Linked DNA regions of Homo sapiens: all the other regions are linked to region 2. Evidence: read pairs that join two places in POLR2A ChIA-PET (ENCODE). Cell type or tissue: HepG2. All regions are shown on one strand. Each heading gives the region's core, and the rest is flanking DNA. Links, peaks and the distances in the headings are about the cores only.

Evidence for each region. Peaks named below come from ENCODE experiments on the same cell type or tissue, not always from the same donor. Only the 100,000 strongest peaks of a DNase experiment are listed, where the experiment ranks them.
Region 1: POLR2A ChIA-PET joins it to region 2 with 7 read pairs; 1 of 35 experiments calls an interaction of 5 or more read pairs at or near these places.
Region 3: POLR2A ChIA-PET joins it to region 2 with 6 read pairs; 1 of 35 experiments calls an interaction of 5 or more read pairs at or near these places.

Annotation. Positions count from the first base shown.
Region 1 is chr2:16,422,720-16,430,798 of GRCh38, forward strand. The region is part of intron 2 of LOC107985855 (a long non-coding RNA gene); the gene reads left to right. Among named protein-coding and RNA genes, the nearest start is that of CYRIA, 240 kb to the right of the region's middle. In HepG2, for the core only: no CTCF peak of the experiment used is centred there; a DNase peak (open chromatin) is centred at 3,172.
Region 2 is chr2:16,065,236-16,073,314 of GRCh38, forward strand. GACAT3 (gastric cancer associated transcript 3) reads left to right here. Exons shown (of 4, transcript NR_126559.1): 2 at 8,069-8,079. Among named protein-coding and RNA genes, the nearest start is that of GACAT3, 19 kb to the left of the region's middle. In HepG2, for the core only: no CTCF peak of the experiment used is centred there; DNase peaks (open chromatin) are centred at 3,126, 4,516, 4,896 and 5,206; H3K4me3 peaks cover 1,779 bases.
Region 3 is chr2:16,193,276-16,201,354 of GRCh38, forward strand. It overlaps the pseudogene LOC124900535. Among named protein-coding and RNA genes, the nearest start is that of GACAT3, 150 kb to the left of the region's middle. RefSeq lists an enhancer at 3,479-4,678. In HepG2, for the core only: no CTCF peak of the experiment used is centred there; a DNase peak (open chromatin) is centred at 3,696.

The sequences.
Region 1 (8,079 bases), core at 1,292-6,291, 360 kb after region 2:
CCTATTTGGGAGAATGAAGAGCACAAACCAGATAGTATATTCAACTATGGAAAAATAATGACAAATTTCATTCAGCAACTACATGGAAGAGAAAGTTTGATTTCCAAATTGTAGTCATTTTATTGCAGTACCTGATCATAAGAGAGTAAAACCTTCAATTGAAGTTACAAAGAATAGGGCAATGATACATGTCAGCCTTTCATGTCTTCCAATAAAGTCTCAGTCACTCCCCACAATTAATTACCCTTCTTAGTGAAGATCTGGATAGTTCATTGCTTAGTACTAATCCCTGTGAACAGGCTCTCTCTTTCCATTGATTTATCTAGATTTGCACTAGTATTTACTATTTAGGCATCATTCACTTTGTAGAACCCCTGCAATTCATAGATCTCTGATTGCTTCCCATGCACTATGCTATGGGTTTTGGCATGCATTATCTTACTCAATTCTCACATGTTGTAGGTAGATTATAATTTTCAACTCACATAGTTAAGAATAAATAACCAATAGAGGCTTTGAACAGAAAGTAAGTGGCTTTGTTGCCTGGATTCATCCATTTATAATGAAGTAATTAATATATGGCAATTAAAAAAAATCCCAGCTGCTTCTCCGAATAGACAGAGAAACCAATATCACAGAACAAATGATGCATATTATGTGAGGAATCATTTGTGTGCCTTCCTAAGTTATGGAACTGTTAGGTCAGTAGGTACCCACTGGGTTAGAGGAAGGTTCAACAGAACCTTTTGGGCTTACTGAACATATTCATGTGCAGGATTGGTGCTGGTATGGGGAATTCAGACACTAATAATCTGCCCTTTCTCCATGAGGCTCTCAGTGTGGTGGGTGCAGTGGTAAGTGAGGGTGTGATGCATTGATATTGAATACTGGAACAAAGCTGTGTGCATCCAGTGATGACCACTGGAGCTGCCCACCCAGGCAGAGGCACAGGACCTCTAAGCTGAGAAAAGCCTTCAAGGGTGGGTGGGCCCATGCAGGCATCTTGCAGGAGATGAGATTTGCCCTGGCTCTGAAGCCTGATTTAACCACAGTAGGTCATCCTTACTCAAACTGGCTCTGGCAGGAAAGCAGTCCCAAGTACTAAGAGTTTCTTACAGGGGCGGGCTTATGGTGCCGTGGGGCCAGGACTCCAGCTCCACTTCTCTGCAATGACTCTCAGCTGCACCCTCTGAGTTTTGGGTTGCAGTACAATGACACGGAAGTCCCAGGAGCCAAATCCAGACAGGATGAAGGCCCAGGGGAAGAACAAAAACGTCTTTTTCTCATTCTCTGAAGCAAGAAAAACATTCCCAGAATTCCCCCAGAGCATTGGCCAGAATTGCATTACATGACAGATACTAAACCAGTCACTGACAAAGGGAGGGAGATAACTCTGATTGGCTTGAATCGATCAAAGTTTCCTCTTAGAACTGGGGATAAGGAGTAGCTTGGGAGCAGGTGACTTTCTGAAAGTGATCTGGGTTCTGTTAGAAGGAAGAATGAACAGAAAGACATTGTGCTGCAGGTGAACAGCTGAGCACATTATGCACAGAGATATTTCATTTTTTAGATAATTAGAATAGGGAGAGGACATTCTACACAGGGCAAAAGTGAAGCTGCCTCTTTTGAGGAGAAATGGTTAATTTAGCTGAAGCATGAAAGCAAGAGGGGGAATCACTGCAGAAGAAGATATTCTGGACAACAATACAATTATGATATCAGAGAACTCTTAATTTCTCAAAAACACTTCACTGACTCTCACATCAACTAGAACAGCAAGTATCAACAGAGAAATCTGAAGTCCAGAGCAGGTGAGTAAATCTTCCAAGGTCACACAGCCTGTAAACAACAAGGTCTGGTGACTCTTGCCTGGGATCCTTTTGCAGTTCCTTGGCAATTAGTTGAGGCAGGTATATTAGTTATCTATTGCTGCGTAACAAATTATCCCAAATTTGGGAGCAGATCAGCTGAGTGGTCCTGACTCTGCTGAGATTGCACTGAAGCTGTCAACTGGGACAAACCATCTAAGGCTTGTGTGGGGCTGCAGGATCTGCATCTAAGCTCGGTTGCATGGACTTTGGCAGAAGGCCTCAGTTCTTCCCCATGTGAACCTCTCCACAGGGACCTCTCCACAGGGCTTCTTGCATTTCCTTATGGCTTGGTAGTGGCTTCCACTAGAGCCAGCAATAAGAGAGAAAGAGCAGGACAGAAGCTTCAATGACCTGTATTACCTAAATTTGGATGCCACTACATTCTGTTGGTTAGAAGTGAGTCAGTAATTTCAGCTCATACTCAGAGGAAAGGTAATTAATCTCTACCTTTTGATGGGAGGAGTATCAAAGAACTTATGGGCATATTTTAAAACCATCACAGCAGCAAAAATGCAACATGCATCCTGACATCTGGGATGAGTTCACCATAGAGAAGTCATTCAATCTGAAGGCATTAAAATACAAAAATGGTACTCCACAACGATAATAGACCAGATGACTCAATAGGAACCGTGGTGATGGTGGCGACTGGGATTTGACTGAGGCTCACCAACAAAAACCTCAATTATATTGGTTCCAAAGCTATGCATAAATTCGGAGAGAGAGCGTCTAATATGAATGGTGGTAGGGAGTAGGTGAAATTCCCTGCTCATCATTCTGCCCTAGTAATATGCATTAAATGCTCACTATTATAATCAAAATGACACACCATCCTTCTTTCTGCTGACTGTGGGGCCTCAGGATACCTAGGTCTCTGTCTCAAGGTTGGGCAGTTTTTCCCATGATCAGAAAATACAAGATCTTTTACTAGTACCCTCTTAGCAGTTTCCAAAATGCTGGAGAGAGCTCAGCATTCTTGGACCAGAAAGGCAAGCACAGAGTGGTACCTCCCCCTACCCCTTCTACAGCCCCAGTGAGGACTTTCAATCCAGTGGCCTCATCCCAGGGAACCTTGGGAGAGCTGGCAAATACTCTAAACAGATAAAAGATAATTGAACAAGGAGTGAGTAGTAAACGGTGACAAAGTGCTATTTCCATAATAAGCTTATCTGAGTAAACTTTCTCAGAGCCCCTGAGTTCCAGAGCAGGGTGTGGATTTGGCAATAGTAAAGAAACAGGCCACGCCAGGAATGTCTGGGGAGCTAATGAATGCCCCTGAAGTGGTTGACGTTCCTATCTCTGCTTTGGATCCCTGCCACCTTGACTCGAATGTCAGACGGTGTTTAATTGGCAAACAGGGCTTCAAAGGGTTGCTGGGCCCTGCTCCCAGGGCCCTGGGGCTGTTAATGTTTAATTGTCATGTGCAAGGGCCCACTAGCTCTTGGTAGATTTGGGTGTTTTATTGCACTTTGAAAAAGCAACGTTATGAGTCTCCTTCTTGCTCCATGGACATTTTTACAGACATGCCTTGGAGTCACATGTTGCCTCACCTAAACTCTGAGTAGCAAAGTCACCATGTTATTCAGCAGGGTTAGAGAGAAACACCTTCAAGCTGAAAATACTCCAGATTTACTGCCTGTGTCCTAAAATCAACAAATATTGATTTCTTTGGAGCATCTGGATCAGCAACAGAGGAAAAAAAAAGAAACTGAGTTGGGGGTGTAGGTTTAGGGAAGAGAAAAAAGACACAGAAGTGAAATTGCTAAATGGCAGATCATACAATTTCTTCATTGAACGCTGGTGGCATCCACTCTCCTTGACACTGGCTCTGTTACTCATGGCTCTGCTGGAAATGCAAATCTTTAAAAAAATCCCTCTCCCTAAAAGGGCCTATTTGCTTTATATTGTTCATGTAATTTAAAAAGTCTAGAGATTGTCTTAATAAGACTTTATAGCCTTCCTCTAATTACATAGGGAAGAATAAGAAATAATAGAAGACAAATACTTTTTTTTTTCTAAACTACATGGAAATTGTGAATAAAGGAGTAGCTTCCAACTTCCTGACATTTGAAAAGCACTGTTTTGAATTGAATATGAATGATTCCTTTGAATTTTCAATTCAATTCCATTTAATTGAACACATCTTCATTGAGTGCTTACTAAGTGTTCATATCAAACAATTTCTTTGGTTTTGAATTAGTGGCTTTTACAGAAATTGTTTCTTTTGTTGAATTCTGGAAATGTATCGGTTTGTTGTTTTAATCATCCTTTTGCTGATTGTGAATATCTCTCTAAGGAAGGAATGTAAGGAGAAATATCTAATTACACCACTTATATCAGAATGGCAAAGTGTATATTTATCTTGTTTGTTAATTATATATGTCACAGCTAAAGACCAAACATCAACTAATGTCGACATTAGCCAGAAGGGCCTGGCACACATCAAGAGCTGGGTGGATCACAAATAAAATACAATATAGCAAGTGGAAAGCACATAGACCTTTTTATGTGTTTATGTTGAATCAAATTTTTTTGTTCTTTTTTGCACATTCTACGTTCCAAACAGCCAGATTTTCATATGGTTGATCTCTAAGAAGTAGGTTTTACAGTAGAATTGCCACTATGAACAGGTTTCAGGGTCTCCCAGCATGTGTTAGATTTTCAAGGCAATGTAGCAGACACTTAGAATCTTCCAAAGGATGTAATCTCTTTTCTTTAGCTCTCTTGTTTGCCTCAGTTCCCATTCCTTCCGTCCCTACCGCTGATTTAGCGATTCCTCTCCTTTGACAAGCGGTAAGCAGACAACCCCTTCCAATCAAAGCCGGTGCTATGAAGTTCAATCACATCCAGGGTTCTCAGCCCCAGAGCTTCCGCCGCCTATGAATGTAGATGGGGGAATAGTCTATTGTGCACAAAGCACGTGCCCTCCAAATCCATATGCACAGTTAATTAGTTGAGAGCCCTAAAATGTTATGTGATTCCTTTCTTAATAGAAATGAGAAGTTGTAAAGATGAGAGGCCTTTATTCACACTTTATCAGCTATTTTAAATTAAGGGGTATATTATCCTCTGGATAGATTTACAGGAACACCCATTATGCACCTAACTCCTATTATCATTAATGGCGGTAAATGCATGCACACACAAGCTCAGCACTCCGGGCTTTACACAAGAGGCCACTCTTTTCCTCCTGTTATTAACAATTCCTGCTTCACATTTCTTAAATATCTGCAAAATGAAACAAAACATTGTTCACAACTTAAAGACTATCTGGGTATATGTTTTTCAAAGGAAATTAGATTGGTACATTACATAGGTTTGCAAATTTACATTATGATAGCAAGTGATTATGACCGCTGCCGCTCACCCTCTTTGAATCTCCCTAGAGGTGAACACACAGGGCCAGGGGTGCAGAAGGGGGTGGCAAGGGGTCGAGATTTCCCATGACAGCGTGGCATAAGGATCTGCTGGCAAGGAGTTGGAACTTTAGCCTGTCGACTGTTTTCTTTCAGTGTTGGCAAAGCCAGCACTGAAATGTATGGAAGAGATAGAAAAGTGAGAGAATAGACTGCTAAGCAGAACTTCCAACTATGGGGAAGAGGCTATTAAAATATCAATTCATTAACTCATTCATTTCTTATTTATCCATCCATTCCTTTGCTCACAAATATGTATTAAATACCTAGTGTGTGTGTGCCTAGCAGGGTGCTGGGCTATGAGGACCTAACAGTGAAGAAAGATTAGAGCTTTGTACCAAGGAAACTCACAGTTTAGTGAAACTATAAAATTAAACAACGAATTGCACAGTTAGCTGTGTGATCCAGGAGACATGCAAGTAGCCATGAAGAACTTGGCTGAGTGGAGGGGACAGGCAGGAGAGACGCCTCAGGAATAAATGCAGAGCCTAACTCTGAAATGAATGCAGAAATCATCATGGTGATAGGAGATGGTTTAGGAAGAGCTTGCTGGGTGGGAGGAACAGCATGAGCAAAAACCTGAGGAAAGCAAGTTCCAAATTCTGGACCGGCCAGTCAGTAATAACAATGATTGGTCCTTCCTTCTGAAATACTGTACAGAAGGGTGCATTTACTTTTCCCCCTGCTAAAACAGGCATGTAATAAGGGTCACCATTTACTACCATGCATCAGTGTGCCATGAAGCTGAAGCTAGACCCCAGCCAAATGAATTCTTAGGGTTTGAGTTGTAACATCAGCACAATCTCTACTAAATGCCCCGCTCCCCACTCCCACTGGACAAATCACCTCTGTGCTCCCTCTGCACAAGGGTCAAATTTGGAGGGATGGGCTGTGGAAATCCTCTATACCTGTGTTTGTCAAATGATCTCTAAGGAAGGATCAGGTTCTTAAAAATTCTGTTGTAAATGGATACTTTTATAAAATGTAATCAAAATGAATTACTAGAAAAATGATTATGCACTTTGACGTCATGACCATATCAATTTCTGGAAAACTCTTCTGAATGCTTACTCTCAATATATGTACTTATCTCATTGCAGATTGATAGCACATGGCTTGCAGACCACACCTCCCCTTCAAGACTAAGACTATCCCTATGTTCCACACCTTGCCTCACTGACTTCCAGCCAGACTGTCAGCTAGGACTATATCTACAACTCTCGAAATTATTTACATTTCCTGCCTGGGTCACCTCTTGGGCAAGAGGTTTTCCTGTATTACACCCCCACAGCAAGAAATATTATTTTATTAATTAGAAACTCTAAGAGGCACTCACCTCAAGTCCTGGTATTTCTAGGGCTGGGAAAGTGATCCCAGGTGTTTCATGCCTGTTTCATGCTTTCTTTTCTAAAAACTTCAACATTCATGTAAGGACTAAGATTCAAAAGCCAGCAGCATAGCAGATTGGAAAATCTGGGCTAATGACTCTCAGCATTTGCTCGGGGCTGGAGACCCAGACAGTCAGAACAGGAGACCTTTAGACTCATTGTTCTATGGATGTGCCTGGGGGTCTAAGAAGGACATCTCCAACCCTGCTGGTGGGTTGGGAGAAAGACAAGCAAAGGCAAGTGATTGACTACAAAGCAGAGTGCAGTGAGATCCCTGCATGGGCTCTGGTCCCTGCTGGAGCTCTCTTTTGGCAGGCAGCCTGTGGGAATCTGTAGTATGACCAGTCAGGAACTTGGCCCTGGGAAGTTGGAGGTATGGATATAACACAAGTCCCTGAGAACTTTGAGGAAGGAACCCCAAGAGATATCAACTTCCCTGTTGCTTGCTTTTCTTCCTCTGCATGACTTTATGGACTTGAAGGAGGACCTCAATGCTTAGTTTGCACCTCACTTATCTTACTTGGAGCTATTGTACTGGGTTATCTTGCCTACCAACATGACTCAATTATTTCACTGAAACCAGTAACTTCCAAATTATATCTCTAATGTACATTCTTTTCTGAGCTCCAGATTACATATCAAATTAACTCCTAACTCTACCTGATAGACTGACCAACGCTTCCCCTCAAAGATGTCCATGTCTTAGTCCTCAAAACCTGTGAATAAGTTATCTTTACATAGCAAAAGACACCTTGCCAATGTGATTAAGTTAAGGATCTTGAGACAAGGCGATGGTCCTGGATTATCCAGGTGAGCCCAAGGGCATCACAAGGAACCACAGAAGAGGGAGGCAAAAGGGTCAGAGTCAGAGGAGATGTGATGACAGAAGCAGAGGTCGGAGTGGTGAAGGGTCATGAGCCAAGGAATGTGGGCAGACCCTAGAAGATAGAGAAGAAAAGGGACAAATGCCCCTGTGGAATACAACTCAATTCCAGAAGGAATTCAACTCTGCCAGCCCCTTGGTTTTAGCCTAAGACTATGTCACACTTCTGATCTTCAAAACTGTACAATAATCAATATGAGTGGTTTTAAGCCACTTAGTTTGTGGTAATTTTTTACATCAGTAGTAGGAAACCAGTACACCCCTGGGTATCCCAAACTCACCATCTGCCCTCCAAAATGTGATGCTTCCTCTGAACCGTTCATTTCAAGACATAGTACACGACTCTGCTAGTTCCCAAACTAGAAACATGGAGGTCATCCCAACACCTCCCACTCGCTTACCCACAACGTCCAGTGGCTTTGTTTTAAGACAAAGTGTTTAAAGACAAAGTTCAAAATCCTTAAAGGGATCCACAGGGCCCTGAAAAGTGTCCCAGGATCTCACTGACCTCCCTGGCATCC
Region 2 (8,079 bases), core at 1,552-6,551:
GAGGGTGTACATGTGGATAAAGCTTGGAAACGTTGTAGAAGAAAATTAAAACGTTGGTCACAGGATTACTATTGATGCTTCTCTGTTTTAAAATTTTCATTAATGTCAAATTTTTTCCTTTGTTTAACAATAAATAACACTTTAGGGAAAACAAACAAAGCCTCCATCTGGCTCTTACACCCTCCTTCTCTGCCACCTTGTTCTCATGACATGGGCTTAGAAATGGAGGCGATGAAGCTTCAGGGTTAGGGGTTCCCAGCCTGGGCTCCTCCATGCCAAGGCTTCTGGAATGATCATTGACAGTTAAACATTTTGCCCCAAGGTAGCTAAAATCATGCCTTAGGCTGGGCGCAGTGGCTCACACCTATAATCCTAGCACTTTGGGAGGCTGAGACAGGCAGATTGCCTGAGCTCAGGAGTTTGAGACCAGCCTGGGCAACATGTTGAAACCCTGTCTCTACTAAAATACAAAAAATTAGCTGGATGTGGTGGTGTGCACCTGTAGTCCCAGCTACTCAGAAGGCTGAGGCAGGAGAATTGCTTGAACTTAAGAGGCAGAAGTTGCAGTCAGCCAAGATTGTGCCACTGCACTCCAGCCTGGGAAACAGAGAGAGACTTCATCTAAAAAAAAAAAAAAAAAAGCCTTTACTCAGCCTCACCGGGGCACAAAGCACTGACCAGTTTTTCTCTGGTTGTAATCATGTCCTCACCATGTGGCAGCTCCAGTGACCTCAACTCCATCAGAAGCTTTCATGCAATTTCCTGTGTTTTGATGACAGAAAATTTGGAAAACAAGTTAGTGTAGTTTGTTTAATAGAGTCTCCCCAAAACTGGGCTCTTTGGAGAAAAGATTTTTTTTTTAAAGGAGTGCTTGTGATGGAAATATTAAGAGCTGTTGCTCTAAATTATGTGAAAGGCACCCCTTTGGGTTCCTTTTCAAAGGTATTTGGCAGGAAAGCAGCTCAGCCATTGACGGGACCTAGATGCCCTATTGGATCATTCTATGGGGCTATTTGAAGAAGATATAGAAACTTCTTCATCAATACTTGCCGAAGCTAGGAGTATTGTCCTAATTTCTAACTATGGGGACAGGAAATTCCAGGCCACAAAGGTTGCTCACATTTTTACCTGATTTGCCTCCAGATTTGAAGTTATGTGAATGGCTTGTTTGTCTAACTCAGCTCTGCTCAAATCAATCTTTCACGGGTCCCCCCAGTAAAGATCACCTTGGGTCAAAGGTTATAGGTCATCATGGTTCTTAAATACCTACCCACTTTGTAGGAGTTCCAAAGTGGACAATTACTCAGAAATTAGGAATAAAAGCATATATTTCAAAAGACTAATTGGGAAAAATGGGTATGGCATGTGCAGTAATGTTTCAAATGTTGTCTTTATGGCTATCCCAATTAATTTCCAGTGTTTCTCCAACCTGACTTTTAAAAAGATAGAATACAATAGAAAGCAACCTGCTATTGATGTGCAGAGTTGCCTGTGTCACATCTGCTGTACAATGACTTGACCATTAGGATATTCATCCTTTTTATGTGCCTGGGTGCGCTCATGCCAGCACATTCTTAAATGTATGTGAGTCCAGACACATACATGCAAAGTTGTGATCAAAAGATTTCCCTAAAGTAATTAATTCAGGGCTACTGCTGAGAAACAAGGCAAAACTTGGAGGGGCTTTCCAAAAATATCATAGTTTTGCCGTTCAGTAGTGCTGACTTCTTGTGGTGCAAATCTATTAATTTTGATGTAATAAAAAAAGTGTTCATAGAAACAAGCAAGAAATAAATAGGGACATTAAGATTATATGGAAAGGTGGAAACTGGAAGGTGAGCTAAGAATTGTCCAGATGACAGGCAAAGGCAGTGGAGGCAACGTGGATGACGCAGGTTGGTTAAATTCATGTGTATTTTAAAAGGGTGACTGTCCATTATGCACACAACTCACAGGCTCTGCTTCCTGGAGAGCCAGGCCGTTGCTTTTTTGATGAAAGAAAATCATTTCAACATGCGGAAGGAGAGGGCTTTTTGACTATAGCTTCTTCGAAGTGTGACCTCCAAATGGTCACATATCAAGGTGCCTCGTATTTACCTTCATGCCGGGCTTTCAAATCAACAGTTGGAGACTTTCAACATTTCTATTGTGCGGTTTTAGCGCACGGATTAAAAAGAAATCCATCTGTTAATATTTGTTTTTCTTGTCCTTCGTTAACCAAAGATTCTTAGGAACTTTCCAATTTGAAGGAACAACTTTTATTCATCATCTTGGTTAGAAGCAGCTTCTGCAGCTTGGGCCTTCCTCTTAGAGGGGAGCACATCTTAAATAAGGAAGGACTTGGTGAGTGATACTAGCCCTTCTCTAGCAGAGCGAGATGCCAAAAGGTACAGGCCTGGTTCTAAGGTGCTGAATGAACTAACTGCAAATGGTTGTTGATTCTGTTTGCTTGTTGGAGCGCCTACTGTGCGCTGGACAGGGAGCTGGACACCTGGTAAATCTTCTATAGTCTTTATAACAATGTTGCAAAGTGAGCATTATCAATATCCCTGCTTAAATGAGACAGCGTGGAGAGGTTAAGGAATTTACCTAGAGCCACTCAGCTAAGTAGTTGAGCTGGGATTCAAGCCACATGTGTCTGTCTTTGTGGCCTCTATTGGGTCACACTTCCCAGAAGCCCTGAAATCACCAGGGAAAAGATGGCGTCTCCGAGAGCCCACCGAGGGGGATGGGGGACTTAGGCTCATCTCGCCAGGGTGGGGGAGGTAGAGGGAGCAGCCAGATGCTCCAGCCATCTCAGGTCAAATGAAGCCTGATCCTTTCTCAGCTTGATTTGACCTAGAACTGGGAAACAGATGGGTCCAAGCAGCCCCAGGGTCTGAGGACGGCTGGGCAGACACATGCGTCCTGGCTGCAATCGCTCTCGTTCTGAGGGCCCAGGGCTGGGGGCTGCCCTGGGACCCAAGCTCCAGTGTGGGTCTTTTGACTTATAAAACCTTAGCTAGGAATTCCTCTGTCAGGCTAGAGGGCTCGTCCTTTCTGAGGGCAGTAGACCCAGGGAGGCCCAGAGCAAATCCAGGGAGATAAGGCAGATGTCAACAGATGCATTGTAAACAACGTGGTGTGGATACTGGAAGAGATAGCGGAGGAGATAAACAGGAATCTAGGAAAGGTGCCCCATGGACTTGAGGCTAACTCAACCCCAAAGAGCTGTCCTTTTGCAATGCTGGGCCATGAAGCTGTTTAGAAACACCCTCTAACTGTATGAGCATGGGACCTGGCTCACAGATTTTTACTACATGTGTGTTAAGTGAATGAACTAATGAATAGAGACCTAGGCATTATTCATTCACTACTCATTTACTGATGTGAGGACAAACAGTTCCAGTTTGTCTAGGACTAAGGGGTGTCCCGGGATGTGGGACTTTCAGTGCTAAGACAAGGAATGTCCTGGGCAAACCAGGACTAGTTGGTCTCTGTAGTTACTGAGGATCTATGATGGACTGGACCCTGGGCCCCCACTGGGCATATGGAGGTAAGTCAGACTCAGTTCTCACTCTCAAGAAGTGCACAGCATGGTTGCAACAGGAAGATAGAAGGAAGAGTGGCAAGTGTCATGATAGGGCCATGAACAAGAGTGAGGCTATGGAGCCTGACACTTTGGCGATGGCTTTTTTTTTTTTTTTTGAGATGGAGTCTCGCTCTGTCCCCCAGGCTGGAGTGCAGTGGCTCGATCTCAGCTCACTGCAAGCTCCGCCTCCCGGGTTCACGCCATTCTCCTGCCTCAGCCTCCTGAGTAGCTGAGACTACAGGCGCTCCCCACCACGCCCGGCTAATTTTTTATATTTAGCGATGGCTTTTAAGAGGAGGAGTAAACACTGGCTTGAGTCTCATGGGAGAGGAACTCACCAGATCCCTACAAGAAGCTTGGAAAGGGCCTTGAGGTTAAGAGACAGCTGGGACTAAGGCCTAGAGGCTCACACAACAATGGTTTGGTTCAAGAAACAGTAGGCAGCATATGTGCGTGTTGGAGGGGTGGGATTGGGAGCATGTGGAGGTTGTAGGGTTGGAGAGGTATTTGAGGGTCCAGTTACAAGTGGTAAGCTATGCTAAGAAAGATTAAATTGATAATATAGGCAATAGGGAGCTGTTGAAGGTTTTCTGAGCATGGAGAGATAGAATCAGATATTACAAAACATTTCATTCATTCAACACATGTTTACTAAGCATCTATTATGTGCCATACATTGTGCTGGAGGAATGAATGAATAAATGCATGCATGCATGGCTATCACTTAATTTTCCAATCACAGTGAGGATCCTTGAAATCCAGGGACCAGCTGATGTGACTTGTGGGCCTATGATCTCTGTCAGAAAATCATTCTGCAATGAGCAAATCTAAGACAGCCAGCATTGGCTCCCGCCACCGCCCCCTTATCTGTTTTTCTTTTTGCAAAAGACCTTGAGGCCTGTAGTCGGTTCCACTACAAAACGGTTACACAATTTCCCTGGGAGAAGGCGAGTTTCCACCTTTGGGGATGAATGAGCCCTTTCTTTTCTGGAGAGCCGGCCAATGAGGCACAGGCTGGGTACTGCAGGAGGCGCGGCTGAGGGAACAGCAGGCCTCGGTCTAATTTGGGGGTAACTATTTGTTTTTTCATTAAACAAAGTCTGCATGGTAGGAATTGTGGTTGCAGGAGCCTCGGGAGGCCGATAAAGCAGGCAGGGCGAGTCTGCCGGGAGCAGCGGGCGAGGGAGCTGCTCTCTGATTCTGCTGCTGCCCAAAGCTTCCACTTTTCTGGGGCTGCAGGTCCTATAAATGGTGCCTTTGAGGAGGCTGCCCTGGTGACAGCAGGACCCTCCCTGCAGCACCCACTCGGCCACTGACTTCTGAAAGCGGGATTGTCCCTCCCCAAGCCCTGCCCTCCTGCGACATTCCTCATGCTGACCATTGTCTGCAGAAAGAGGCCATTGTCTGGGGCTGACATATCTGCTGACCAGGCACATGAAACAAGCAGAGCTTTGGGGAGGAAGAAATCCACCCAAACCAACAAAAAACCTGAGCCTAGCCTGAGGGCAGGGCTTAGACCCAGCTTGCTGAATTTCCTGATTCACTGGTGTTCTTCCCGAGACGAAGTGCCCACCATTGTGGGAGGATCCGAGTTTTATCTCTGGGCTGGAATGACACCGTCTCTGCCTTTGTGTCAACAGCACTGAGAGGCCTTGTTTAGGATGATGTGGCCAGTGCTGAGAAGGGCTTGTTTGAAGAGAAAAAAGAAAAAAACAGAACAATGTTTATCCAGCAGGCAGCTCCTGCCAAGGCGGCCTCCTCGCTGTCCTCTCCGTAGGATGCTGCTCGCCAGGCCTTCTTGGCTGTTCCTCGGCCTTGGGTGCAGGCCGTGGGTGGGGGGACAGCCAGCTGGTAGACACCGGTATTCGATGTCAGCTCTTACAACAGGGAGGTGGGTAAACAGGCTGCTGTCCCCACCTCTCCCAGGCACCCCCTGTGGCCTTGACTGCCCAGCCCTCCCCCTAACATCTTCCCCACCCACAACTAAGTTAACTCACACCAGGGGCAGCAGAGCCTTCAGACCTGTGGCCGCTACATCCATTCTGGGCACTTGGTGCCCCCACATGTACCCTTCCCTTCGGATTTGGAATATCACCGCTGCATGCAGGCACATTGCTGAGGCCAGCTGAATTGCCTTTGGGCATTAAGCCTCAGAGAGCCTCGCTACTCAAATGGTGGTCCCAGGACCAGCAGCAGCGGTGTTACCAGGGGCTAGTTAGAAATGAAGATTCTCAGGCCCATCTTGCTGTGTCAGAATCTGCATTTTAACAAGATTGCCTGCATCTATTTGCACATTAAGTTTGAGAAGCACTGGTCTACATCAGTGGTTCTCAAACAAGGCAGCCTATTGGAATCACCTGGGGAGCTTTTAAGAGTCTCAAAGACCAGGCAGCCTCTCCGGCCAATTATATGAGGATCTCTGGGGTGGGGGCGGTGGGGAGTGACACTGGAACATCAGTGTTTTCTCACACTTTCCAAATGACTTCAATGTGTCTCCAGGTTTGAGGCAGAGGAGCTAGGATGGGGCCCTCTTTCCCCAGTCCTTGGACTGGGTTTCCGTCAGTCACGATATTCTCACTTAGTACAACTCAGCAACTTTTCCTGAGAATTTTCTATGTGCCAGGAACCACAACAATTGCTGAGGTTTTATCAATGATGTTGGTACGTGTTCACTTCTGCAATGTCTTTCTGGCCCAAAGAACTCCTAGTCATCCTTCAAAGCCCAGTTTAGAAACCTCCTTCTCTGTGATGTGTTTTTTGACCTCTTGAAATGGGGAAAATGCTTCTTCCTTTTAACTCACATTGTCCTCTGCATTTTTCTATTATTGAATTTGTCATGCTGAGTCATAAACATCTATTTACCAATCACTGGACTGGGAGCCTCAAGGACAGGGACAGTATATTATTTATCTGTCGCCACGCTGGAGTGTGGTGGCGCGATCTTGGTTCACTGCAACCTCCGCCTCCTGGCTTCAAGTGATTCTCCTGCCTCAGCCGCCCGAGTAGCTGGGACTACAGGTGCGCACCACCACGCCCAGCTAATTTTTGTATTGTTAGTAGAGACGGGTTTCACCATATTGTCCAGGATGGTCTCGATCTCTTGACCTTTCGATCCACCCGCCTCAGCCTCCCAAAGTGCTGGGATGACAGGCATGAGCCTGGGCTATATCTTATTTATCTTTGCATCCCGGGGTCTAGGGCAGGGCCTGGGCATAAAGCAGGTGCTCAGTAAATGCTGTTGACTGATAACATGAATGCCTGAAGGAATACAAGAATGGGTGAAGATACATTCCCTACCCTTAAAAAACTTAAATTCTAGAAGGAGAGACCATCATGTGCAAAATTAATGTGACATTAACGTCTGATGGGTGTTTGACAGAGGTTTACCCAACTTCTGTGGGAGTGCAGGGCTGGGAGAGGGCCATCGACAGTGAGATCCGGAGTGGTCCACGCTCTGCTTATTATCGCTTTTCCAGTGTATACACCAGGGATGTCACTCGAGTGGTCCTCTTTGGCTCCTTTCCTTGTTGTAGTTGGAGACAAGAAAATAGTCCAATAAATGGAAGGTAAAGATATTTTTACATTTCTAGAAGGTGGTTGTTCTGCTACATGCAGAACAGATGACTGTGGTTAGACTGTCAGGCCCTGGACCCAAGTCTGGAGAGCCTCAGATAGAGGGAGGAGTCTAATGGGCCCAGACAACTGCTAAGCAGCTGCTGCAGTCCACGCTGGCCACTATGTGTCTACAATGGTGTAGGTTGTGGGGTGGCTGGTCACAGCTAAGATCAGGGCCCTGGCAGAGTGAAGGCCTGGCCCATCAGAGGCAGGACGCACTGCCCAGGCAGGTGTGCATCTGGCTCATGTGGGCTCCTTCCCCGCAGAGGCTTCGCAAAGCTAAGCCATCCTGTCCTGGAGGAAGGGCAGAGGCCAGTCAATCAGCTAAATGGGTACAAAAAAGCAATAGAGACAGAGCAAGTGTAAGGCAGGTGCTGGAAGCTGATGAGCACAGCAGAGGTCAGTGGGCACAAAGGTTTGAGCCAAAGGACAGCAGGCTGGAACAGGCAATGGGGAGGGGCTCTGAGACACGCAGAAGGGGGTTCTGACTCTTATGGCAGAGATTTTAAGCCCCTAGGGTGGCATGATAAGGAAGAAAAGGGTTCAGTGAAGGGTAGTAGAGATGACGGGTGATTCCTTTACCTGCACAAAAGAGGAGAAAGCTGGGAGGGCTGACACTAATGCTACTATTGGCAGCTTGGCTGGAATCTCTCCCCTAGAGCAGCCCTGAGGGTCTCTCCTAGAGCTCAGTGGAGACACAGGCCGCATGGCTGCTTGGCTGCTAGCAGATACTCGGGGGTCCTGGGATATTTGGGAGGAAGGTTTCCATTTCCCTGTCTTTTCTCATTTTCCTGCACAGGCCAGGGATTCATTTTCTGCGTCAAAGATATCTGTTCTACTCTTTAGCAATGCATCTCTCTCTTCCCTTTGCACCACACACAGCCAGCTCCTGT
Region 3 (8,079 bases), core at 1,292-6,291, 130 kb after region 2:
ACCTCCTGGATTGCGAAGGGAAGCAGAGAACCTCCCTCTAGCTGGTATGCAGCTGCAATCTCAATCTGGAACAATGTTATCAACTTTTGAGATGTTTCCTTATTTCCTTCAGGGAAGTGGGGGGAAAATAATTTTTGGCTTAGACCTTAGACAGTACTTAGTGATCGTGACCTCCTAAATATGCCTCCTTGAGTGTAAGCATCCCCAACTCATAAGTTCCAATGGGGCAGACACTTCGCCTTGTTCACTGCTGCAGCCCTAGCACCTAAAACAATGTTAAGCCTGTAGTATATGCTCAATAAATATTTATGGAATAGGCCACTCACGGTGGCTCACGCCTGTAATCCCATAACTTTGGGAGGCTGAGGCAGGTGGATCACCTGAGGTCAGGAGTTTGAGATCAGCCTGACCAATATGGTGAAACCCCGTCTCTACTAAAAATACAAAAATTAGCCTGCCGTGGTGGTGGGTGCCTGTAATCCCAGCTACTTGGGAGGCTGACACAGAAGAATCACTTGAACCCAGGAGGTGGAGATTGCAGTGAGCTGAGATTGTGCCACTGCATTCCAGCCTGGGCAACAAAAACGAAACTCCATCTCAAAAAAAAAATTATGGAATAAATTGATCAAATGATTAGCCATAACTCACACTGAGAGACACATGAGAGAGGGCAGGGAGACTTTTCATATCTGTATCCACAGTGCTGAGCATCACATGACACAAAGCCTTGGAATGATTGGAGGATTTGCTTAGTCATTATTATATCCCAACCTTGACGTGAACCTAAAGGTTCAAACTATGATTACATTTCATTTTAGTACCAGTGGTATTTTCTTTAAGCAATGCAAATTAAAGCTGTATCAGTCAGCTTTTGTTAGACTATCGTTAGTAACAAATACCATCAAAATGTCAGTGGACTATAAAAAAAAATGCAGGGTGCAGGGGCTCATGCCTGAAATCTGAGAGCTTTGAGAGGCTGAGGAGGGAGATCTCTTGAAGCCAGGAGTTCAAGACCAGCCTAGGGAACATAAGGAGACCCCTGCCTCTACAAACAATAAGAGAAAACACTAGCTGGGCATGATGCTACATGCCTGTAGTCCCAGCTATTCTTTGGGAGGTTAAGGCAAGAGGATCACTTAAGCCCAGGAGTTTGAGGTTGCAGTGAGCTCTGACCTTGCCACTGCAATGTAGCCTGGGTAACAGTGTGAGACCCTGTCTGTAAAATAAATAAATAAATACAAAATGAAAACAATTTTTTTATTATTGTTTTTTAGGTCATCAAGTCAGCTGAGGCTCTGATCCAGTACTTTCTCATTCTGAGGCTGAAAGTATAGCCCCTGATCTTGATTTTGTGGCAGAGGGGAAAACAAAGAAATGGCCAAACCAGGCAGTGAATCTCGCAACCTCTGTTAGATGTGATAGCATCACTTCTGCTCATGTTCCACTGGCAAAGCAGGTCATGTGACCAAGCCTGATGTGGGTGTGGGTGGGGTGGATATTACTCACGAAGGGGCTCTGCAAGGCATGTGGTAGGGGGTGGGGCTGCTCAGTTCTCCTCTAGGCAGAGAGCGCGCAATCAACCACCCTGGCCTTCAAAACACTTTGACTTCTTTGAAGGCCAAAGTTTTGGCCTCTCATGAGATCCCAGAATCCCAGAATGTCTGGCTAGAGGAGGCTTTGAGATGAAGCCACCGTGATTACAAATCAGGAAGCTGAAATACAGGGAATAGAAAGGACCTCATCGTGGATTTTACAGATGCTATTGGAACATTGAAAATGTTCCCCCAATTTTATGACGTTGACATAAGAACTACAGGCTGGCCATGGGAATGGTGGGGGCCTGGAATCCCAGCTACTCTGGAGGCTGAGGTGAAAGAATCACTTGAGCCCAGGAATTAGAGGCTTCAGGGAGCCATGATTACGCCACTGCACTCCAGTCTGGGTGACAGAGCAAGATCCCAACTCTAAAAAAAAAAATAAACCAACTACCAAAGTCAATGTTGCTTTAAAAGTTGTACAGAACAGAGAATGAAAGTGCCCTCTTCACTGGACTTACCTGCATCTCCCACTGCCTAGCACAACTTTTGGCCCCGAGGGTACAAATAATGGACAGCATATGGCTGCTTTCCTCATGGAGCCCATATAGAGTCCAGGGGACAAGAGATGAAACCTACAATGACAGCATAACACGATACACTCAGGAAGTATGGAGGCACAGAATGGGGTGGCCCCAACCAAGATTCAGGATGAGAAAAGGCTTTCTGAAGAAGAGACTGTTGGAGAAACAGCCAAGGCTGAGATGTGCAAAGAAAGTATGGTGCATCTGGGAATAGTGAGCAGTTGAAGGGCCTTAGGCATTGTGCAAAGAGTCTGGAAGGGCAGCCACTGAAGGGTCAGGTGTTTCTTTCAGAAGCATTGACCTGGCATCCTTCTGAAGAGGATGTGTTGGGGGGTGCCAGAGACTGCCCTGGGCCCCAGTTGGAGTTCTCCTGTGGGATCCTAACAGTGATGACATCTTACATTTGTGCCTACTCCCACTCGCCCATGTACACACAGGCGGGCATCTGATGGGATCCCCATAACACCTTGTGTGCCAGAACTGTGGTCCGTGTTTTGCAGATGAGGGAACTGAGACTTGAAGAAATGAAGGAACACGCACAAGAGAACACACGGGAAGTAAGGAACCACACTGACATGCTCTCCGCAGGCCTGCTTGACTGCATAGCCCCTCTTCTTCCCAGCTGCCCTCTGCCCTTCCCCTGGTAGGTGGTGGAGACTGCCAGTTACACCCAGGGCTGATTGTCCTTAATTCATAAACGGTCCCTCCCACCCAGCCTTCTGATCTGCCATTTGTAGGATTTTGTTTCACTAGAAAATACCTTGGCACACAGGAAATGCTCAAAAAGTATTTGTGGAGTGAAGGAAGGATGGAATCTGAGCTGCACAGATTACTGTGCATTGGGTCCCTTCTGTCATTCCGGGGTATGGATTTAGCAAGGGGGCTGGTCAGAGTGAGGCCTTGATTTTAAAGGGTGCAGTTGTACTTTGTTTATTTTATTTTATTTTTTTTGAGGTGGAGTCTCACTCTGTCGCCTAGGCTGGAGTGCAGTGGTGCGATCTTCGCTCACTGCAACCTCCGCCTCCTGGGTTCAAACGATTCTCCTGCCTCAGCCTCCCAAATAACTGGGACTACAGGTGTGTGCCACCATGCCAGGCTAATTTTTTGTATTTTTAGTAGAAATGGGGTTTCACCGTGTTAGCCAGGATGGTCTTGATCTCCTGACCTCATGACCTGCCCGCCTCAGCTTCCCAAAGTGCTGGGATTACAGGTGTGAGCCACTGCACCCAGCCTTTGTTTATTTTTTAATTAAACTTTTCAATGTTGAGATAATTGTTGATTCACACCATGGGTTCAAATCCCCATTCCACCACCTGCGTGCTGGGGAGATCTTGGGTGTGTGGCTTAAATTCTGTTCTGTCACCTGGGGAAACAGGGATCTGAATGGTGTCTACAGCATCAGGCTATCCCCAGCCAGAGTCCTTGTCACCTATGGGCTGCCCCAGGAATACCCTAATAAACATGGTTATCAGCCTTGTGCCTTTCAACCCCATCGCCTCTGACGCAGAGGCCCTGCCGGGAAACAGCACAGTGCAGAGGTCATGGAGCTTGGATCTGAACAATCTGAGTAGGAAGTGGATTCTGCCCTGTATTCGCTGGGCGACCTTGGTCTTTCTGAACTTCCATCAAACGGTGTAACAGAGCCTTCCCTGAGGGTTGCTGTGAGAATGAAGAGCGGATGTATGTTATGTACCTTCTGGGTTGTAGGAGTGGCACAAATGAGCGATGCCCGTTCACCTCTATCCTCTTTCTGGAGCTGGCTTTCCCACTACTCCTTTCTCCTCACAGCCCTGCCGGTGCCCAGCCACCCTTCTCTGTTCTTCGCTGGTTAATCCATAAGGTGGTAATGACTGACAATGGCTTTTGCATTTTAATAAGGGGCTTCATGCCTTACTCCAAAAAGAGGGCCAAATTATCATTTTTGGCACCTGAGTCACTAAGGGAGAGGTTTGTTTGTGCGTGTGGGAGGGCAGGAACCCGGGACACCTCACTGTGTGGGTGCATCAGCTACCCCACCCATGCCAGGGCCTCCACTGGTTCACATTACACATTTTTTTGCCAGTGAGAAACCAAGGCTCGGGTTACCCCTTCCCATGCTGCCAGGGCCCCTTGTTCAGTGCATAACCTGCTCAGCTGTCCAAGGCCAACCTGCAGCTGTGTCCAGGCCGCATCTGGCTCTGGGGTCCCCGTTATCTCCCTGTCGCCCCCACCACTTCCCCACTCATGAGCAGTAGACTCCTGAGGCCCTGCAGACTGGCCACGGCTGCTACTGGAACGGCTGCTTCCTTCCGGGCCCAGCCAGTCACCCTGCTGGAGATGAGTGGCCTCCAAGCCCCATAAAACTTGCTGCTGATCTCTTGGTTCCAGTGACTTTCCTCCTGTAGCCTCAGGACTTTCTGGAGCTCATTTGTCTAAAGAAAGAAGGGCAGGCTTTGTCCCTCCTGGGCTTATTCTCACCGAGTACTCAGCCCACCTTTCCAGCAGCTGCCATCAAGGCTGTGGTGTGAATAGGCCTCCTCTTTCCCCCTCCCTCGTAGGGAGGGCTGGGAGCAGCTCACCCACACAGGGATGGTGGCAGAGTCTCAGCCAGCCATTGAGTGACACTGGGCACTTGTTGAGGGCCTCCCCATTCTGTCTGCCTGTCTCATATGGCTGTAAGAGGGAGTCAGGGAAGTTGCTAGGTAGTGAATGCTTTATCATTTCTAAAGTCTAGTGTAATAGTCAGTACCAATAATTACCTCAAAATCCAGACACTTAGGCATTTCTCCTTTAGAAGAGCTACTGAAATAACAGCCCCAATTAATAATATTTCTAATTATGAATTATTAACGATGGATGTGATTGCCAGCATTTGTTTTCCAGAAGGCCGGAATGAGCTTGCTGTCAGAAGAGACTGCAACACTTGACTTTAAATTCTTAAGAACTGAAGATTGTGTCTCCTTGGACATATGTAGTCTTGTGTGGCCCCAGTGTTGGTCTAACAGGCCTCAGAGGACTCCCTCTCACCTTCTGGCTAAATCCTTCACTTAGGATTGATATCTATTCTCAAGAAAAAAAACAGACCCATTTTTTCATCAAGAATAATGATTTTGTAGGGCAGTTTCCTTTTGCAAACAGTATTATGAACCATGTTTTCCAGTAATGACTATCTTTCTCTTGAAGGCACTGAAGGAGGAATCAGTCAGGCACACGTTTACCATCGCCCGCTGGCCTGGCCTCTCTCGGAGACCTGAATTAGATTTGAGTGATGTTTGTTGTGTGCCAGGCCTCTGCTAGGCTCCGTGGAAGATATGGAAATAGATCATGACAGTTCTTGCCTTTGGGGAGTTCGCTGTCTAGTAAGGGACACAGAATGTATCCGGAAATGGTTATAACAGAATTAAAAAGCACTTTGAGAGCAGGGGCTGGGGTAATGGGGGAGGCATGGATGGTTGATTATTTTTAATTAGAAGGTTTGGAAAATTCTTCCTAGGAGAAGAGGCACTGGAGATGGGCCTTGGAGAATGTGAGGATTTTAGGAATTGGACAGGGTGAAGTGAGTATGAAGGAAATTTCAAGAAAAGGAAGGTACTAGCAAGATGTAGACTGGGCAAGGCCAAGGCATATTTGGTGAATGGTAGGCCTTCAGGGATGGCTGGTGGGTCGGGCCTTTGGGAGACTATGGGGTCAGGCGGCATGAAATGAAAACATACTGTGTCCAGGCTAGGAGGGTCTTGAGGGTGTGGAATGAATCCACCCGCTCACACCTTCCTCGTGTTCCAGGTGCTGTTCCATGCACTGAGGATTCCAAAGAGAAATAATCCACAACCAGACTTACAGATAAGTTCGAGAAATAAACCCTGTTTTGCAACCCAGAGCACATTGTTCAGTATGAGTTTCGATACATATAAGAATAAATATTATGATACCAAAAAAAAAATAAAATAAAATAAAGAAAGAAATAATTCACAGCTAGGTGTGGTGGTTCATGCCTGTAATCCCAGCACTTTGGGAAGCCGAGGCGGGTGGATCACTTGAGGTCAGGAGTTCAAGACCAGCCTGGCCAACAGGGTGAAATCTCATCTCTACCAAAAGTACAAAAATTAGCCAGGCGTGGTGGCACACACCTGTAATCCCAGCTACTTGGGAGGCTGAGTCAGAAGAATCGCTTGAACCTGGGAGGCAGAGGTTGCAGTGAGCAGAGATTGCACCACTGTACACCAGCCTAGGTGACAGAGCCAGACTCCATCTCAAAAAAAAAAAAAAAATCACAATCCTGTCCTCAAAGAGCCTACAGTTTATTGTGGCACATAAAACACTAAAGAATTGTAAGGATGTGACAGGATCAATCCTATCTATGATGGACATAAGGTCAGAGGAGGTCGTAAGATATAAGGTCAACTACTCTGACCTGGGAAAGAGAGTTGGGGGAAGCTGTACAGAAAAAAAGACCACATTTGGCTTGAGTCTTGAACTGCTATCAAGCAGTTCAATTGAGTTTTCCTTGAATTTAATCCAGAAGTTAGTCCAGTAGTTCTCAACTGAGGGTAATTTTGCCCCCTGGAAACATTTATCAATGTCAGGGGACATTTTTGATCATCGTGACTTGGTGGTGAGGGTGGTGCTACTAGTGTCTCATGGATGGAGGCCAGGGATGCTGCTGTACCTCCTAAAATGCACAGGGCAGCCCGCACGGCATGGAAGGATCTGGCCCAAAAGTCAATCGCGCTGAGATTGAGAAACCTTGTGTTGAAGTACATGTCAAACTCCACCACGTTGGGAACTGGGAGATGGTCGAGTAGCCAACAGCTTCCTGTGGCTTTGGGCAGGTCCCAGCTGTTTCTGGTGGGCCTCATGCTATGGACTGAATGTGCCCCCTCAGAATTCATGTTGAAGCCCTAAACCTCTGTGTAATAGTATTTGGAGGTGGGGCCTTTGGAAGAAATTAGGGTTAGATTAGGTCATGATGGGACTAATGGCCTTATAAAAAGAGAAAGAGGTGCAAGATATCTCCCTCCCTCCCTGCCCCCGCCACCATCCCCGCAGCCTTCAGAACCGTAGGGGCTAAATGTCTATGGTTTCTGCCCTTCAGTCTACAGCATTCTGTGATTCTATGATAGCAGAGGGAGCATATTGATTTCCTCTATCTGGTCATGAGTCTGTGAAGCTGGATGTTCTTTTACACTTGTCTCACCTCTCTAGGACATCATGAGAGGGTTGTTCAATGAATGTTCAGCTCACTCATCTTCTGGCAGGGCGTGGTTTTCATCTATCTGCAGAGTTCTGCCTCATACATTTATGGAGTTTCTAGAGGCAGCTTTATAAAGCATGTTGGATGAGGTGTTTTGTTGTTTGTTGGGTATAGTGGATTATTTATATTGCTGGATAACTATGTGACCCAGAGAAAAATATGCAGTATTATGCAATATTAGGATCTCTCTCTCTCACCCCACCCAGCCACATTTTCTTCACACTGTCACTCAGTCCTGGTCACATACAGAAACCACTTTCATGGCTAGAGAGACCCTTCCCCTTGACTCAGCCTCTGACAGCCTCTCACTGCCCATCAGCTCTGGCCTTATCCCCTGGGCCTGACTTTCCCGGCCCTCCACAGCCTAACTCCAGGGACAGCTCTGCCTCATCTGGATGCCTCCTTCCCTCAGGCCGTGCCAGAGACTTGCTTCAGCCACAGCAAAACCACCATTGTTCCCCAAAAGAACACCCCTAGAGGGAAGAGACTGTGCTTAATTGCTCTAAAAGCCCAGTTCAGCAAAGACCCAGTGAATAAATGACAGACAAATGAATGCACACTTTAAAGAGGCTTTTAGAATTCATGAGAGGCCACATGTCGAGGAGGTTGGTGATAGGAAGGCAGTGGCACCCGTGGACAGAAACAGGGGAAAACATTTCCTCCACGAGGCAAAGAGGCCGTCTCTGTGTTGGCAAATTTGAGATGTCACTCTGCAGAGATGGAACCTGAC